Linked DNA regions of Mus musculus: region 1 is linked to region 2. The links are chromatin loops, found by intact Hi-C in ENCODE. Cell type or tissue: heart. All regions are shown on one strand. Each heading gives the region's core, and the rest is flanking DNA. Links, peaks and the distances in the headings are about the cores only.

The links. Peaks named below come from ENCODE experiments on the same cell type or tissue, not always from the same donor. Only the 100,000 strongest peaks of a DNase experiment are listed, where the experiment ranks them.
Region 1: a loop joins it to region 2, with 2.2 times the contacts of the local background. A loop is called at or near these places in 3 of 42 quality-filtered maps.

Annotation. Positions count from the first base shown.
Region 1 is chr1:169,652,675-169,658,053 of GRCm38, forward strand. It overlaps Rgs5 (regulator of G-protein signaling 5), which reads left to right and starts at 2,827. Exons shown (of 5, transcript NM_009063.4): 1 at 2,827-2,947. The coding sequence starts at 2,904. In heart, for the core only: no CTCF peak of the experiment used is centred there; a DNase peak (open chromatin) is centred at 2,737; H3K4me3 peaks cover 1,160 bases; H3K27ac peaks cover 2,074 bases.
Region 2 is chr1:169,551,301-169,556,679 of GRCm38, forward strand. No RefSeq gene overlaps it. Among named protein-coding and RNA genes, the nearest start is that of Gm34624, 22 kb to the left of the region's middle. In heart, for the core only: no CTCF peak of the experiment used is centred there; a DNase peak (open chromatin) is centred at 2,371.

The DNA.
Region 1 (5,379 bases), core at 165-5,164, 100 kb after region 2:
CCCATGACCACAGCAACTCTTAGAAAAGAAAACATTTAATTGGGGCTGGCTGTCAGTTTCAGAGGTTCAGTCCTTTATCATCATGGTGGAAAACATGGCAGTGTACAGGCAGACATGGTGCTGGAAATGGAGGCCAGTGTCTTCATCTTAATGTGCAGGCAGCTAGGAGAAACTGTGAAACACTGGTCAGACTTGAGCTTCTAAGACCTCAAACCTGCCCCCAGTGGCACACTTCCTCTACCAAGGACACGCCTACTCCAACAAAGCCATGCCCCCTAATAGTATGGCTCACTATGGACCAAGCTTTTACATGCAAGAGTCTCCAGGGGTGATATCTATTCAAACCACGACAGAACCTAAACAACATTTTTAGCGTGCTAGGGCATTACCCATAGAACCAACAAGAAGGACCCCAGTTACCCCTAATCTTAGAGGTACTCCTATATCTCTTAGGGCTCCCTTAGAATTGGCCCAAAGGTTTTACTGACACTAACCTCTTGACATCTCTCCTTCCTCCCATCCAACATGGGATCAAATCAGACTAAGCAGGATGAATCTAATTGGGGTTATTGTCAGGTCCAAAGGAAACTCCATTTTCCCAGACTCTAAAACGAAGGGATAAATGGCTATCTGCGGTGCCTATTAACACATGCTGGCCTCCAGGATCACTTGGTCTCACGAGAACCTGTCACACATTCCAGAGTCCATGCTAGCTAGCATCCTGGCCCTTCTCACCCCCTCCACTCCCCTAAACTTCCCCAGCCCAAGGCTTCCCTCCCTGTGGCTACAGCTACTCATTGTCCTTAGTACCTTGATGTCTTCCATATGCTCAGTCTCTGTCTTCCTCTCTCAGTCACTCCCTCTCTGTCCCTGTCTCCCTCCTCCTCATCTCTGCTCTCCTTCTCTCTCTGTCCCTTTCTTCCTCTCAGCTCTGTTCCTGCTTCTGTCATGCCCAGGTCCAGTCTGCTGGGCATGTTCAGTTTAATTTCTCTCTCTGCTCTGGCCGCTTCTAGACACCCCTGGCTGTTCTCTCCTTCATAGCTACAATAAACCCCCCTTCTTACCCATACCATAGAGTGGCCGTGCTGTCAGTTTATACAGTTGCCAGGGACAGTGGAAAACAAACCATCAGATGCTTAATCATGGCTTCAGAGAACATTGTGCAGAGACAAGGAGGAAAGCTGTCAGGATTGAAATGGAGTCACACGGGGCAGAATAGTGGCTGCTTGAAATCTCACGACTTGGGAGGCTGGCAAGGAACAGAAGTTTGAGGACAGCCTGCATGTCATAGTACCAAGACACCTCTCTCTCTCTCTCTCTCTCTCTCTCTCTCTCTCTCTCTCTCTCTCTCTCTCTCTCCCTCCCTCCCTCCCTCCCTCCCTCCCTCCCTCCCTCCCTCCCTCTCCCTCTCCCTCTCCCTCTCCCCCCACCCCCAGACAGGGTTTATCTATATAGTACTGGCTGTCCTGGAACTCACTCTGTAGACCAGGCTGGCCTTGAACTCAGAAATCCGCTTGCCTCTGCCTTCCCGGCGCTGGTGTGCCACCACAGCCCTGCTCAAGACCCTTTTCAGGCTAACAGAATGCATTTGTTTGTTCCAGACTTTCCGAAAGAAGCTAAAACCAGGAGTTATGCAGAGACGGTTCTTAGCAGGGAGCTTGACACCCTGAGTGTATTCTAACCTTGGTTCCTTCTCCTGTTCCCTTTGGGGTTTTTGTTTTCAGTCACAGGCCTATCTCACCTCAACCCTGAGGTGTTAAAGCAAAGGGGGACCAGGAGGTTATGGACTTATCTGCCAGGAACAAACCTTCTAAGGAGACACTTGTGTTCCCCTCTTTGACAACCTGACTGCTGACTGTTAAAGAACTCCAAGCTATTACTGCCCCCTCCCTCTCCCCAATCTCCTTCAGGGAGAGGAAACGGCTGAAGCCCTGGGGGCATCCAGAACAGGAATTTGTCTCCTGGAAAAAAGATTTACAGCTTGTGCAATGACCTTGACCTTGTGTCAGACTGGCTTGTGGGAAAGACCCAATGTTGAGACATTAGTGGGCAGGGGAACCTCATTTTGCCTTTTCTCTTTAGCTAGGTGTGTCCCTTGCTTTCTGTTTATGCCCTCCCTCCTGTCAGGCCTGTAGTAGATAGACTAGGGTCACACTGAGCAAATCTCCTTTTTCTGCTCTTCACCATTAACTTGGCTCCCTTAATGGACTCACTGAAGAAAAGACCTGATTAGGACTTGTTGGGCACACAGGCTGTGACCCCCTAGGTCTAGTGAAGATGTGCCAGGGCAGTTGTTGCTTACACCTAACTGCACCAATGTAAGACACACCTGCATCATCAGAGCCTGGACTGGTCCTTTTACCTCGGAATTCCTAGCACCCATCTGAGTGCTCAGGAGATGAGAGATCCTCAGCTAAACACTCTCTCCACCGTGAAAAGAAGCCGTTTCCTCCCCTGTGAGTGGGTTTAGTGTTTGTATCCCAGGACCCTTGGCAGATCTGAAATGGCTCAGGGTACCTTGCTTTCAAAGAAAGCCCACATCGTCGTTCTGGCTAACGTCAAATTTCAGTCTTCAGGCACTAATGATCTTATCTCAGTTTAGGCTCCAACACAGCCCTAACTAAACAAACAAGAGACTGTGGGGACAGAAGCCACCAGAAACATGCCCCAGCAGTGCCTGAAGTCAGGAAAGACTCCCAGCCCCCACCGAAGGCAAACTGCTGCTGAGCTCCAGCCCACAATTTTCGCCCAGGCTGCTGATTGGTCCTCGGAGCCACGGAGCTGTGAGAGAGCTTGTATATATTCCTCAAAGGGAAAGGCTGCCCCAGATTATTGAAGTTTCCACAGACGGTCAGCTGTTGAGAGGTTCGTGCTCAAGTTGAGGATCTAAGCCGCCAGCCAAAATGTGTAAGGGACTGGCAGCTCTGCCGCACTCATGCCTGGAAAGGTGAGAACTGAAATTCTTCAGTGTAGGAGATGAAAATGTGGTGAGCCTTCACTCAAGGGAGGATGCCCAGAGGCTCTGCGGGATGGGGTCCCGCTGAGATGAAACTGATGCTTGGTAATAGACTTGGCTTTGTCTTGTCTGTAGCAGTACTGAGATTTGGAAAGATCTGAGCTAGAGATTCAAAAGGAGATAATCCATGGTCATTTAATATACAGAGTACCAGAGCGCTGTTCCCCCCAACCCCCAGAGGGTGTGTGTGTGTGTGTGTGTGTGTGTGTGTGTGTGCGCGCTAGAAAGAAGGTAACTCCCAACACCGAAAAATAAAAGTATCTGGGTTTGAATTCTGTCTCCCCTACATATTTCCTGGGTAGCTTGAAGCAATTTCTTTAACCTCTCACTTTGCACATCTGTAAAGTGGAAATGGGAAGCATGTCTATCTCACAGGGTGGTTTTGAGGACTGAGTGAGTGAGTGGTCATGTGTGGGAAGTGCTCAGAAGAATGTCTGACACAGTAAACTGTGGGAAAAGTGATCTTCATTCACACAGAGAGATTGGGGTAATGAGGACTCTGCAGGCAGTTTGCAGTGGGGCAGAGGGGGCTTCCCATTATTCCCTATTCATTAGATAGGAGTAGCTTGGTTACTGGGGGAAAAAAAGTCCCTGAGACACAGGGTTTGTCTATTACCTGGAGCTCTGAGACACATGGTTGTCTAGGACTGTGTTGTGGTCTATAGAAAAATCCTATATCTAAAGTCGTCATCTTACTACAAACTTAACAACCCAATACCCGACATGATCTGTGTAGGTAGAAAGGTTCTGCTCTGTAGAGTCCTGATTGATTTTACTTTGACCCTCAACCATTAAAGGGAGTAAAACTGATTCTTGCACAGCCTCCTCTGTCCCCAAGGGTCAATGTCTGTCTGAGAAAGTCATACTGTTTAATGGGCCACCAAAGACTTTTACCTATTTAAAATGTCACATTTTCTTTGACGTTTTTCATTACAGCAATAAATTTTAAGTGATTTTTTTAAAAGAAGAAACAATGGAACATATTCCCTAGAGTCAGAGATGTAAATGTTTTAAATAGATGAAGATAGAAGGAACCAATAGCAGTGACATCTGTAGCTGTATCCACCAGACCAGGGGGAGAGAAGTGGATTCCAGGACTGGGAATTGTTCATTATTCCCACACCCCATGCCTCCCACCTCTCCTACAGAGAGCTCCAGATAGGTGCAGTGCTTAGAACTGAGTGGCATCCCAACTTCTTTGAAGACCAGATGATCCACCTTTGCTTTCTCTCCAACTGTGAGAGTCACACGTTGATCGTTGACCGTGCACAGCATAGAGGGATGAGTGAGCATGGTGAGCCTTTAGCTTACTTGGTATTTGCGTTGAACATCATTAATGCAGTGGATGGAGCTTACATCATTACACTGGGTGAACAGTTGATGCTGTTTATGTGATAGTCTGCAAGGGTTGGGGCATCTTGATATTGTTACTCCTCTTGCCCTAAGTTTTTATGGGAATAATATAGTTTTTAGAGAGCTATAGTGGTGGTATTTTTGCAATTATTTCTTTTACTATCATGTATTGGATTCATTAGCAACATTGGAATTTATTTATTTTTACATTTATCATTTATTCACTAAAGCTGGGACTTTCCAGTTGGGGACTGGTGTTGTTCTTGCTGGAAATGTATGCATTTGAAACCCACTGTAGCTGATAACACATCGCGGAATTCATAATGTTAAGAACACAGCAAACTAATAATGTAGAGGAGAGGCCACTGAGAAACTGTGGATTCTTACTGATGAAACCGTTTCAGTTATTTCAAGCCTGTGCACATCTCTTAGGCATTTGGATGACAAGCCACACCCTGCTCACAGGATAGTGTGCCCCAGGTAGGAAGGTAAATGAGGATGCACATCACGGAGTGCTATGGACCAGCAGGGAGGAATAAATGCAGAGTACTACTAGAAGTCTAAGACTGAGGACTGGATGGGCCTCAGAGCTTTTGATAGTTGGGGAGGACTTCACAAGGGGTTAAGAAAATGATGCTTAAACTACTGTTACAAGGCAGAAGAGTCAGGCATGTCTGTGTAGGAGAAAGAGATGTGAGGGATGCCTTTAAGGCCAAGGGGACAGGCTGCAAATACAAACAAGGACATAAGAGGGTACAGATAGTTTGGCCAGTGTTAATATAACCTGTACCAGCACTCAGGCAACATATGTTTTTGTTGTGTGTCCACTGTGAGGACATCCCATCACTGACTCTCAAGGTCCTTCCTCTGTTGGAGTCTACCACCTCCCATCAGCACCTCCTGCAGAGCAAGCATTTTGTGTGGATCTTTGGGGAGGCATTTAAGATACAAACCACAGCAGGGCTTAGTGGGTGGTTCTTATGGGACCCCTCCCCTCACTGTGTTTCATA
Region 2 (5,379 bases), core at 329-5,328:
TAAATGCCAGACATAGTGTTGTTAGAATCGGGAGCAGGGTCTGCCTGTGTGTCTCCTGCAGGCCTGGAACTTACTCTGTGGCCCAAGCTGGTCCACTCTAGCCTCCCTCCTGCTTCAGCATCCTGCTGGGGATGAGTGACTCGGGATTCATCACACAAAGTGTTATAAGAGTCAAAGCTACTTTTTATTCTAAATATTCCTCTTGGCTACTCCTAGTGTTTTACTCTCTAATCCTTAAATCCTTGTGGCACTAGCTAGTAAATATCCGGGAATCCTCCTGGTTAAATGAAACTAACAGAAACATTCATTTTACAAATGTATGCTTATTGCCTCTTAGACATTATAATGGCATAGACAGTAGAAATACAAAAATAGGCATTTTGTGTACATGTGCAATTGTAAACAGCTGAACAACTGTACTGTCCTGGGGCCAGGGAAGTGTGCTGGCTCCCAGGAGGAAGTGACTAACCTCAAGAAGTCAGGAGAATCTTTACCGAAGACATGAATGACAGTTGAGCTAGTCTTTCCAGGAGGACTATTGAAGCTGTGTCAGCCTTTAATCGTTTGTTCAGACTGGTTCATGGCATTGCTGGTCCACATAGTTGTCAGGAGCCATCACAGGAGAAGTTTAAAACTAATGGGTGATCTTTCCGAGATGGGTTAAAATCTACAACAGCTCAGGTAGTTAAAGCACAGGAAAAAAAAATCCATTTTAGGAAAGCTTCCTGCTATTAATATGCTATTCCTGTTGTTATTATTAAATATATAACTCTCACTAGGTATTAGCCCACCCTTTTGAGCAGATTTCTGCAGACCTATGAAGAGGTACTATCTTGTGGTAATGCTATCTAGACAAATAGATAATAATTCTATAGAATTCCTGATTTGATTCAAATGCTTTTAGGAGGAAAGTTTTTAGAGATGGTCTTAGTTGCTAGGAAGATGTAATAAAGTTAGAATCAAGAATAGAATGTGCCCACTCCTCAGAATAGTAAGTAAACCCTGCATAAGAAATGCAATGATGTTTCATAATCACACTGATAAGAGAGATAGACTTGCAATTCTGTGTTCAAGAGAAAATGTTTAGGTCCAAGGATAAAGTCACGGGTGTGCACTATGATAAGGCAAGGGTATATAAAATCTGTTGCTCTGAACTTTTAATAAGTTATGATGAAACACTGCTTTGAACCTAATATTCACATCCTTCTGTAACTTCCATTTTATGTAACATTTTATCCCTGAGGTAATTTTCTAAAGAACTTTCTGTCTAAGAAGGTATAAAAAGATCAGAGGAAAGAAATAAAGTTGTTGGTTGTTGGTTGAATGATTTGGCTTGAAGAGCTTTTCCCCATCCATTCGTCTGCCCATCCATCTATCCTTCCTTCCATCCATCCATCCATCCATCCATCCATCCATCCATCCATCCATCCATCCAAATGTGTATGTCTGTTTGTCTATATGTTTGTGTGTACAGTATATGTGTATATGTGTAAGCATGCATGAATATTTGTGGAGTTGATTGGGACAGACGGTCAGTCGGGGGATTGGGCCCAGCCGGTGTGTGAGTGTATGAAGATTGACTGTATATGCATCTGGGCCTACTTGCCTGTTGTATACAGCATCTTAATTGTTTTCCTTTCCTTCCTCTCTGATTCACAGAGTTAACCAGGCAGGCCAGCGAAGGGCTTCTGGCTGCCTGGACAGAAAAGGAGCACTAGCAATAAATCCTTTCAGTTAATTCCCTGCTGCTAAACAGTATGTTTTAATTGCCAGATATTAATGCTTGTCAAAGCACAACTAATAAAGAGTTAAGTTTTTAGAGCTTCATGAAACACGGCACAAAAAAGAGTTAGTTTAGCCTGGCAGTGGTGGCACACGCCCTTAATCCCAGCACTTGGGAGGCTGAGGCAGGTGGATTTCTGAGTTCAAAGCCAGCCTGGTCTACAGAGTGAGTTCCAGGACAGCCAGAGCTACACAGAGAAACCCTATCTCCAAAAAAAAAAAAAAAAAAAAAAAGTTGTTTTTAGTGCTTAACAAAGCATAGAACAGTAAGAAAGAATTAAGTTTCCCTAGCTCTTATTTAAGCATAAAGAGTTAAATAAAGAACAGACCGTTATAATTAATATTTAATAAAGCAGATACTTAAAGAGAGAAGAAGCCAGTGTCTTTAGCCATAGAATTAGAAAGGAAGTTTTGAGAATCTTTTAGAAGTCATCAGCAGGCATTCAGCGGAGTTAGAGAGCTAGATGGCTAGAGACTGACCGACTTGAAAGCAAAGTCTGACCCTGTGTCCCACTTCAAGCCCATTCCAGGCCTGGCAGGCTCCCAGCACATAACGAGAAGATGAGGCAAGGGAGAGGCTGGAAAAAAGACCCTCGCTGATCATCCAGGGAAAGTAGCAGGGGTCATGGGAGAGAAGCACTGCCGGAAGTGGAAAATCGAGATAGTGACCAAAGTTCTTTTGCCTAGTCTGCCCTCCCTGCTCATCAGCACACCCCAGGGCTTTTAAATATTCATGTCACACATAGTAAGCAAAATTTCGCAGTGACCCGACTCTTAAGACGTTAGTTACAAAACAACATATACAAATGCTTAGAGCGTCAGTAGGCTAAGGTTTCACAGAGCTGGCGGTGCTAGCCTCAAGATGAGCACATAACCACACAGGTACAACATGTACACCCTCTCTCCTTCTGCTTCTAGAGCTCTCCTGGCAGGCTTCTGGTTTTCAAAAGGTCTAGTGGTGATGAGGTCTGTAATTGAATATCAGCTAGTCCTGAGACTGGAAGAAAGTCTTTGGAAATCTTAAAATTAAAAAAAAAAATCAATCTTAGAACTAGAATTTGGGGCGAATGACTGCTCTCATCAGACTATCTCTAATTAACAGTGATCTCAGATCACTTGGGTCATTCGTATGATGCCACCATCCCAGATCAGAAGTACACATTTGAAAGGCTTTCTTCAAAATATGATAAGGGGGTTGCCAGATAAAAGACAGGACTGGTGAGATTTCAATTGCAGGTAAAGCATGAAGATTTTCAATATAATAATGTTCCATTCCAAGTGGTATTTGAATTGTAAAATCTCAAAATATTATCCTTGTGTGTTCTGTATCCAAAATTAAAAGTTGACTATGCATTCCTAAAACTTTGTAAGTCTGGTATCCTCACTTCTGTATCCGCTTTCCTTTGGAAGGTAGGTACCGGAAAATGAAACTCTGAGTCACCCAAAGATCTCCAGAGCCAAATGAAACTCACACACGAATAAGGACTTTACAGGGTGAAAGGGAAGCCTTTGTAAGAACTATACGGAGAGACTGCTGTGAAACTTCACAGGAAGCTATTAAGAGCTACAAAAGCAAGAGGAATCTCCACTGGGCTGAGAAAGATGGGGAGGTTGAGACAGTGTGTGGAAGAGAGTGTGTGTGGAGGGGTTGATGTTACTCCAGAGAGCGCATGGCTGAAGAGAGGTGGTGGGAAAAGCAAAGGCAGAAGACAGCTGCTATTCAGTTTGACTCTGACCTATGTGGGTGAGGAACAGCAGAGAAAAGACTGGAAAGCTAAGGCAACCAAGAAATTGGAAAGGTAAGTGAGGCTCTAACCAAGAGAGCCAGGTCAGAGCTACAAGGACTGGAAATGGAAGCTTTGATGGGACAAGGAGTTTGACTTGGTGGTTTTTTTGATCCTTGATGAAATTGCACCCTGCTATAACAAGGAGAGGATCAAGATCTCCCCTACCTACCAACCTCTAAGGAAACTTCAGGCCATTCGTGCTGTCTTTAACATACATCTCAAGAAATATGATAAAGAAAATCATCTTTTAGGTGTAAAAAGAGCCTGAGTTCAAATCACATGCCACACCCCCATGATGTCATTTCCTGTCTCTGAACTGCAATTAACCTCATACGTAAAAGAGACTAGCAATGCTGGAGAGTATGAGTAACTTTTGGCACACAGGGGAGACTCACTACGAAACCAGGTCAGTTACCATTTTAATAATTACTCAGTCCCTTTAAGCCACTAGAGATTCTTACTTTATGTAATGAGTGTATTCTTAATAGGTAAAAAACTTTGTTTCCAAATACTCACATTAGTCTTTATAAGGAAGCGATGTTTAGGAGGGGAATGTAGCTCAGTGGTAGATATGTGTTCAGCATGCCTCGGGCCTGGGTTACATCCCAGCACCATAATGACAAAAATAAATGGAAAGAAGGGGCAAGGGGGCTGGGCACAGAGAGGAGGAGAGGAGAGCTTTTGAATGAAGAACCCCATATCTTTTTGAACTAAAAACAAAAACAAAACCAGCAAATTAGAAGTAAATATTTGGAATATTTGATCCAGATAATTTCCTTACATAGATTTGCTCAACACTAAAGACAACTGGATTTCCTTCCTAACTGGAAACCCTCACAGTCAGACTAGAGGACCCAAGAGGACCTTGTGCCTTTGCTTCATTCTGAAGGGAAACTCAGAACGTGATTATCATGGTCTGACTAAACCCTCTAAAAGCTGCAGCCAACTGGTGACTCAGAGTTCAACACATGCTGAACACTTGATGAGTTTAGCTGAACACTTGGCCTCAGGACCTGGGAAAGCCAAAATGATAAGCAGATAGTCACCGCATAGACTATTCTTTGTAAACACTCATCCTGGGGTCTGGAGGGATAGCTCAATGATTAAGAGGACTTGTTGTTTTCCAAAGTAGCCAAGTTTGGTTCCCCTATGGTGATTCAGTCATCTATAACTCAAGTTCTAGAGGATTTGATGCTCTCTTCTGGTCTCTGCAGGCACCAGACACCACACACCACACACATGTGGCACACACTTCATACATGCATACAAAACACACACACACACACACACACACACACACACACACAATATTCTGGATAACTGAAATTGTTCCTGGTTTTACTCCTGCCCCAAACTCCACCTCAGTCACCTCCATTTTTTTGTATAAAATAGGCTACAACAACAGAAATGTTGTCCAGTTAGCCAGAATGTTCTGTGCCAAGCCAAAGTCTGAAATCACCAGGGCTCAAATTGTGTTTATAGAGAGTATGTCTCCCTACTTTGGCATTTTTCACCCAAAACTAAGTTGCCAGTACCTGCCTTTATTCATCTCTTCTCCTCAGTGTGCCTTGCTGAATGCATAGAACAGGTTGGCAGCTGAAGAGGAAGTGCCCCTTGCCTTGCCCTTCCCATAGGCTTGCAGTTTGGTTATCCCAGTGCAAGCAGCTTGAGCTGTGTCCTCGCTTGTCCTCACACTTTGGGCCTAAGGTCAGTAGACGTGGGTAGAGCAAAGATGTGACACAGTAGAGTTCTCAGTTACTGCTATAGGGTAGGTGTATGATTCTAGCTGTCCCAGAAGACTGAATCTTCA